3 separate regions of the Homo sapiens genome follow, and all the other regions are linked to region 1. A link is an interaction called in ENCODE POLR2A ChIA-PET data of the cell type or tissue named here. Cell type or tissue: Caco-2. All regions are shown on one strand.

Region 1 (2,500 bases):
CAGGCAGACCGTTTCTCTCCTTCACAGTGAGGCAAGGCAAAGGGTGCAGGCATTCCGATCTGAGCGGAGTCTGGATCTCACCCCAGCCTGCTGCTCCCTTCCAGGGTCAGTTGGAGCTGCTCGCCTCTCGTGCCAAGCTTCCTCCCACGGGGCCTTCTGAAGCTTTCTGCAGCTTCAGCATCAACAGCACTTTTGTCTGCTCCACTTCGGGGAGAGAGCTGGAGAGTGTTTTTTGTGTGCCTGATGGATCCAGCCCAAGTTTGATGGCCCCGTGTACTTGCTCAGTTTCCCTAGATGGCCCCGCTCCAAGAACAGCTCAGAAGCCAAGGAAACCAAAATCCCTGCGTCTGCAGCCAAAACGGACAGGCTATTTCCTGATACTCTGCGTGCGCACGTGTGTGTGTGTGTGTGTGTGTGTGTGAGTGTGTGTGTGTGTGAAGTGAGGCTCAACCTGCAATTTTATTTGTGATAGTGTGAAACAGTTCAGTACATAGCACTGCCCTGGTTTCCCCCTTGCTTTCATGCAAATAGATGATCTGTCCCTCCCTAGCTGACTTAGTTGTAAAGAATAAGTGACTGTGAATGAAAATTTTTGCAAATGAATTCGACCATTAGCTGGACCAGAGCTTTGTTGATGATGAAAATAATAGTGTCTTTTTTTTTTGTTTGAGACAAAGTTTCATTCTGTCACTCAAGCTGGAGTGCAATGGTGTGATCTTGGCTCACTGCAACCTCCACCTCCCAGGTTCAAGCGATTCTCCCGTCTCAGCCTCCTGAGTAGCTGGGATTATAGGCACCCACTACCATGCCCAGCTCATTTTTGTGTTTTTAATAGACACGGGGTTTTGTCACGTTGGCCAGGCTGGTCTGGAACTCCTAACCTCAAGTGATCCACCTGCCTCGGCCTCCGAAAGTGCTGGGATTACAGGCCGGCTCCCATCTTTTTTTTTTTTTTTTTTTTTAAGATAAGGTCTCGCCTTGGAGTGCAGTGGCATGATCTTGGCTCACTGCAGCCTCTACCACCCAGGCTCTACCCAGGATCCTCCCACCTCTGTGCACACACCACCACCCCCAGCTAATTCTTTTGTACATTTTTTTTGTAGAGATAAGGCTTCACTATGTTGCCCATCTGGTTTCGAACTCCTGGGCTCAAGCGATCTTCCCACTGCAGCCTCCCAAAGTGCTGGGATTACAGGCGTGAGCCACTGTGCCCTGCCCGAAAATACTTAGTGTCTTAGTAGATGTAAAAGCCTCTCTCATTTGAGCTATATCAGAGGTAATCTGTTACCTGTAATGATTCAAGTACCCACATTTGCAAATGACTAATTTTTTTATTGTGATAAAACATACATAACAGAAAATGTACTATTTCAACCACTTGTACAGTGTACAGTCTGGTGTACCAGGTGTACAGGCTGTAGCACAAAATACATTCACATTGCCGTGCGACCATCATCTCCATCCAGCCCCAGAACATTTTTTATCATCCCCAACAGAAACTCTGTACCCATCATGCAATTCCCCATTCCTCCCACCTTTCAGCTCCTGTCAACTGCCATTCTACTGTCTGGCAAATCATTTTTTTTTTTTTGAGACGGAGTCTCACTCTGTTGCCAAGGCTGGAGTGCAGTGGCATGGTCTCAGCTCACTGCAACTTCCGCCTGCCAGGTTCAAGCAATTCTCCTGCCTCAGCCTCCCAAGTAGCTGGGATTACAGGCGCATGTCACCATGCCTGGCTAATTTTTTGTGTTTTTAGTAGAGATGATATTTTTGGGTTTTTTTGTTTGTTTTTTGTCTTTTTTGAGATAGAGTCTTGCTCTGTCACCCAGGATAGAGTGCAGTGGCGTGATCTTGGCTCACTGCAGCCTCTGCCTCCCAGGTTCCAGTGATTCTCCTGCCTCAGCCTCCTGGGTAGCTGGGATTACAGGCACACGCCACCATGCCCAACTAATTTGTGTGTGTGTGTGTCTGTGTGTGTGTGTGTTTGTGTGTATGTGTGTATTTTTAGTAGAGACAGTGTTTCGCCATGTTGGCCAGGCTGGTCTCGAACTCCTGACCTCAGGAGATCCGCCCACCTCGGCCTCCCAAAGTGCTGGGATTACAGGCGTGAGCCACCACGCCCGGCCTGTATTTTTGTATTTTTAGCTCCCCTAGTGCAAGGACACTCATGGGAGGAAATGCCTTTCTTGGCTAGCTGCATGCTTATCTGTGATGCCTGGAACTGCTCAGCCATCTTTTGACCACAGCGAGGGATGCTGCTGACATGCTGAGTGTGGCCAAATGGACAGTTGGAAAGCTGGAAAGTACCTCGGTCTTCAGTGGCATGGTTGAGCCCCTGCGTTTAACCCGGAACCCATGCCTCTGCCTTTGAACCTCTGATTATGTGAAGTCATACATATCCTTACTGGTTAAGCCAGCGGCTGTCAAACTTCCGGTCTCAGGACCTCTTTAAGCACTTAAAAATTATTGAAGACCCCAAGAAGCTTTTGTTTATGAGTGC
Region 2 (2,500 bases), 140 kb after region 1:
ACACATACAGGTTATATGGTGTAAATGGCCTGTTGGCTCCTAGGTTACAAACCTGTACAAAGCATGCTACTGTACTGAATACTGTAGATAATTGTAAAACAATGGTAAGTATTTGTATATCTAAACATGGAAAAAGTATGGTTAAAATACAGTACTATGATCTTATGGGACCATCATCATATGTACTGTCTATTGTTGACTAAATCATCATTATGTGGTACATGATTGTATGTGACTCATTTAAATAAAAAAAAATTAACCAAGGAAATATACAGGCTAGCAAATTTCCTCATAAAGTCTCATCTTGTATTGAACTGTCATCATTTCTTCCTGTTTTGGCTTCGTACCTTACCAAAATCATTCCATTTAACAATATTATGCCAGGACCCTACTCTTGTTATTTATGGAGAAATTCTTGGTATCACAAGTATTAGATGATTGGAGTAAAATTAATCATGGACATAAGGCAATATTATTAGAATCGACTGATTTTTTTTTTCTTATGGGTGAAATTAATTTTGATGTAGATTTTCCCCCTTTTTTCTTTTTGTCTTTTACTGCAGTTATACCTCTGAGCTTTTCTATGAGGGCAAACTGATGGCCAGTGGGAAGCAGCCAGCACACAAAGATTTCTACCCACTAACTTTCTTTACAGCACGAGGAGAAGATGTACAAGAAAAAAATAGCACAGCTTTTTATAATAATGCAGAGGTACCTTAATTCTTTTTGTAAATTGTTAACATTTTCTCAGTCACATCGTCTAGTTTTGTTAAGCATTTATTTAAAGTTTTGGGTTGACATTGTATTGCATATTGACTTCATTTACATGTAAATAGTATGTAAAGTTTATTCTTTCTTGTATAACATTGATTTGTTCAGATGAATCTCCTATGGGAAGCAAAAACTTTGATTTACATTTTGTCTTATGGTAAGACAAAATACATGATTTCATTCAAAAGAAAAACCAAGATTGTTCTCAATTAGATCATTATTGTTAGGTATCTAAAATAGACTCTGAGTAAGTTTTATAGTGCATATGCAAATGAGGTGTATCATTTTAAATGAATAAGACTTGAATTGCAGAATTCTATGCTCCAAAGAGATCACAGGGACCCAGACAGCGATGTTGCAATTCCATGATGTGCTCCAACTTATATAATTCTCTTGCAATTTCTGACTTTTTAGGTTCAGAGAGCATGTGAGTAGTTTGAAGGGTCAGGTCAGGCAGCAGACCAAAAAAATGGCAACGTCTTCAGGGGCTAACAAACCAGAAACCCTGGAGTTAAGGTTCTGTCCGTCAGGAGGGAGTTGAGTTCTGGACTTCAGGAAGCCCGAGGATGGCATATCATTAGGGGCGGCATGGCTCTTGATCTCCAGTCTACACTGCCCTTGAATTCCATGCTTTACCCATATTATTTACAAAGAAATGGCTTTTATTATGTAGTAGGAATTCATTTTTCCGTTAAGACATTGCTCATGGGCCTGTAGTTAGAAGTCAGTACAAAAAAATCATCAGTACTCACTTGATAAAATCCTAGCCAAAAGCAAAGAAACTTGACATTTTGGTTAGTCTGTGCCATTTAATTTTAGGAAAAGGTAAACTTTTCTTTAAATATTTGAAATATTGAAAATAACTTTAGGGGTCTCCTTTATCGTTTTTGCACTCAAGTTGGAAACCACTGGCCTAGAAATTAGCCATGGTATGGGTGGGAGGGATGACAGGAAGTGGCAACCAGGGCCTGTCCAGAAGCCTTGGTGGCCCTGCGGTGACATCAGGGATCAGAGCTGAGCCCTGATCCTTGATCCTGAGGCGGGATTGATGTTTGCCAGAGACTCAGTTTCTCAGCCTGGGTTACTTGTTCATTCACGGTGACCTGGTGTGTTTCCCAGGAAACCTATAAGCTATAGGATAAATAAGGTGCCGGTTCATGGACTGTCAGTTTTACTCAAAGGTTTTTTTTTTTTTTTTAATATTTGTTCGTATTAAAAGATCACAAAGACAGCTCACTTTAAAGGTCGTGTGACCTTTAAATATTAAACATGTAACTTTAGAGACATTTCAAACCACCTTGACTTTCACCAGAGCATGGTTGTTGAGACAGTGTCTTCAGCCCCATAAGTTACTGTAGTCAAAAATTTTGAGACACATTGCTCCAGGACTCTTCCTGCAAGGGGCAAGGACTGACCCTGTTCACCTCAGCTAAATACCAGTGTAGGCGTTTTGAATTTTTGAATACCAGTATAGGCATATTTGGATACTAATATAGGTTTATTTGGACAGTAAGATGATTTTAGAAGCTCTGGGCTTTTCTTGATGGTATGTAATTTAAAGGTGAAACTCAAATCTATTTTGTGTTATAGAACAAGCAGACCAAGTGGCATCAGTTACATTCGTAGGGGAAAATGATATCTTTTATAAAGATTCTGACTAATACTTAGGAGGGCATTTGAAAAGAGTTTACATTCCACTATTAGGAAAATAAGATAGTCTTACATAGAG
Region 3 (2,500 bases), 210 kb before region 1:
TGAATAGGTGAATGCATACAGAAAATATGGTATATACATACAATGGAGTATTTTCTTGAACTCCTGACTGCAGATGATCTGCCCGCCTCGGCCTCCCAAAGTGCTGGGATTACAGGCCTGAGCCACCATGTCCGGCCAATATTAAAGATTAATATTGCTAATATATAAAGAGTTCCTAAATTAATTAAAAAGATAACCCAAAAGGAAATAATAAGCAAGAGATATGAGGGAGCCAGTTTCTGAAGATGATATACACATGGATAATAAACATAAGATAGAGGCCAAGCGCAGTGGCCCACGCCTGTAATCCTAGCACTTTGGGAGGCTCAGGTGGGTGGATCACTTGAGCTCAGGAGTTCAAGACCAGCCTGGCTAACATGGTGAAAACTCCAAACCCCGTCTCTTCCAAAAATACAAAAAATTAGCCAGGCCTGGTGGCGCATGCCTGTGGTCCCAGCTACTCAGGAGGCTGAGGTGGGAGGATCACTTGAGCCTGGAAAATGAAGGTTGTAGTGAGCCAAGATTGAACCACTGCACTCCAGCCTGGGCAACAGAGTGAGACTCCATCTTGAAAAAAAAAAAAAAGAAAGAAAAATACACAAGTGCACAAAAACCTAAACAGGCTGGGCATGGTGGCTCACGCTTGTAATCCCAGCACTTTGGGAGGCCGAGGCAGGCAGACTGCTTGAGTGCAGGAGTTCAAGACCAGCCTGGAAAACATAGCGAAACCATGTCTCTACAAAAAATACAAAAATTAGCTGGGCGTGGTGGCTCACACGTGTGGTCCCACCTATTCAGGAGGATGAGATGGGAGGTTCGCTTGAGCCTAGGAGGTCGAGACTGCAGTGAGCCATGATGACATCACTGCACTCCAGCTTGGGCAACAGAGACCCCATCTCAAAAAAAAAAAAAAAAAAAAGACACGAACAAGTTTATGGAGACACAGGTTTATCTTACTTGTAATAGAAAAAAAAAAAGACGACTTCCTAAATGTCCATCATTAAGAAAATAAAGTTTTATTTATCAATTTAATGAGCTACTGCTCCAAAGAATACAGTACCTATAAGTGTGCCTGCACAGGGTGACTTCCATTATAAATTAAGCTTTAATCCCAGCTACTCGGGAGGCTGAGGCTGGGGAATCGGAGGTTGCAGTGAGCCACGATTGCGCCATTGCACTCCAGCCTGGGCGACTGAATGAGACGCCGTCTCAAAAAAAAAAAAAAGGAGGTTTATAATAATATGTCTTGTGTGACTACTTATGTAAAAACAAAAAACATAGATAAGTTTTATTCTCATGTTAATTATTTTTAACGTCAGGCTCTTACTGTGTTGCCCAGGCTGGAGTGCAGTGGCTATTCACCGGAACAGTCATAGCTAAAAACAGCCTTGAACTCCTGGGTTCAAACGATCCTCCCACCTCAGCCTCCCGAGTAGCTGGGACCACAGGCACACACCACCATGCCTGGTTTTCTCACATTTATAAATGCACAGTATAGGGTCCAAAAGGATAAAACAGCACTTTTTTTTTTTTTTAAACTATGGTAAGCTCTGCAGAGAAGGGCAGAATTGGGAGGGCGGAAAGAAGGCTTCTCGCTCTAAATATATTTGGAATATTTATGTATTACATTTGAATTTTTAAAACCTACTTTTCCATTTTTGAAATTACGACCCTCAACCTTCTCATTTCTATTCTAAGTAGAAATAATTCTGCTAACCTTCTGTGATCACACTAGTTCTTTTCAATCACCATGTATGAGTCTGGGGTTGAAAATCACTGAAGCGCTCCCACAGAGTGAACCCATTATTTCCAGGATTAATCATACCTCCTGCTCTCAGGAGGGTTAAACCAGAGTGAACAGTGAGTGCTTTCCATATTTCTCAAGAGTGGAACTGTGATAATTCCATAGTAAACACGGGGAGGCTGGGACTCAAGACTGGGGTCATTGTCGTCACCGGTGCACTCAACACAGCACAGGTTTTACTAAGACGAGCAATAACCTTTAGATGACTCAACTCAAAGGGAGCCACGCATGGGCCTCAAATGCCTCTTGGAACTAGTTAAAAAGCTGCATATTGGATAATGTAGTTAGAAGACTAAAACTATTTTTCATGTAATTTACATGGGGGAATAACCGCATACAAGAACTTGTAGTTAAAGTAAAGAGTAGGAGGAAATGAAGAACGATAACAGGGAAAGGGGAGTGTTTCCATCACGGAAGCATTCGTTAGAGGGATGATATTTTAAAAACTTGTTCTTTTTTCCCATCTTAAGTTGTGCTCCCCAGCATTTTTTCCTCTAAGGTCAAGTACTATGCTTGGTAGTATTCCAAAAGCACTCTCTATAATTCCAACAACATTTTCTCCTCAGAATTCAATTCCCAGCATCACCAAAAACTCCTTTGTATTTTGGAATTTCCAAAATTATAAGCATAAAGAGTCAAAAATAAATAAAAAATGGTCAAATACAGATGAACTTTCCTACATCCAATGGCATTTCT

What was found. Peaks named below come from ENCODE experiments on the same cell type or tissue, not always from the same donor. Only the 100,000 strongest peaks of a DNase experiment are listed, where the experiment ranks them.
Region 2: POLR2A ChIA-PET joins it to region 1 with 9 read pairs; 5 of 35 experiments call an interaction of 5 or more read pairs at or near these places.
Region 3: POLR2A ChIA-PET joins it to region 1 with 6 read pairs; 2 of 35 experiments call an interaction of 5 or more read pairs at or near these places.

Annotation. Positions count from the first base shown.
Region 1 is chr17:67,287,405-67,289,904 of GRCh38, reverse strand. No RefSeq gene overlaps it. Among named protein-coding and RNA genes, the nearest start is that of HELZ, 43 kb to the right of the region's middle. In Caco-2, no CTCF peak of the experiment used is centred here; a DNase peak (open chromatin) is centred at 1,082.
Region 2 is chr17:67,143,954-67,146,453 of GRCh38, reverse strand. HELZ (helicase with zinc finger) reads left to right here. Exons shown (of 33, transcript NM_014877.4): 21 at 564-711. Among named protein-coding and RNA genes, the nearest start is that of HELZ-AS1, 100 kb to the left of the region's middle. In Caco-2, no CTCF peak of the experiment used is centred here; no DNase peak of the experiment used is centred here.
Region 3 is chr17:67,495,949-67,498,448 of GRCh38, reverse strand. The region is part of intron 1 of PITPNC1 (phosphatidylinositol transfer protein cytoplasmic 1); the gene reads right to left. Among named protein-coding and RNA genes, the nearest start is that of MIR548D2, 26 kb to the right of the region's middle. In Caco-2, no CTCF peak of the experiment used is centred here; no DNase peak of the experiment used is centred here.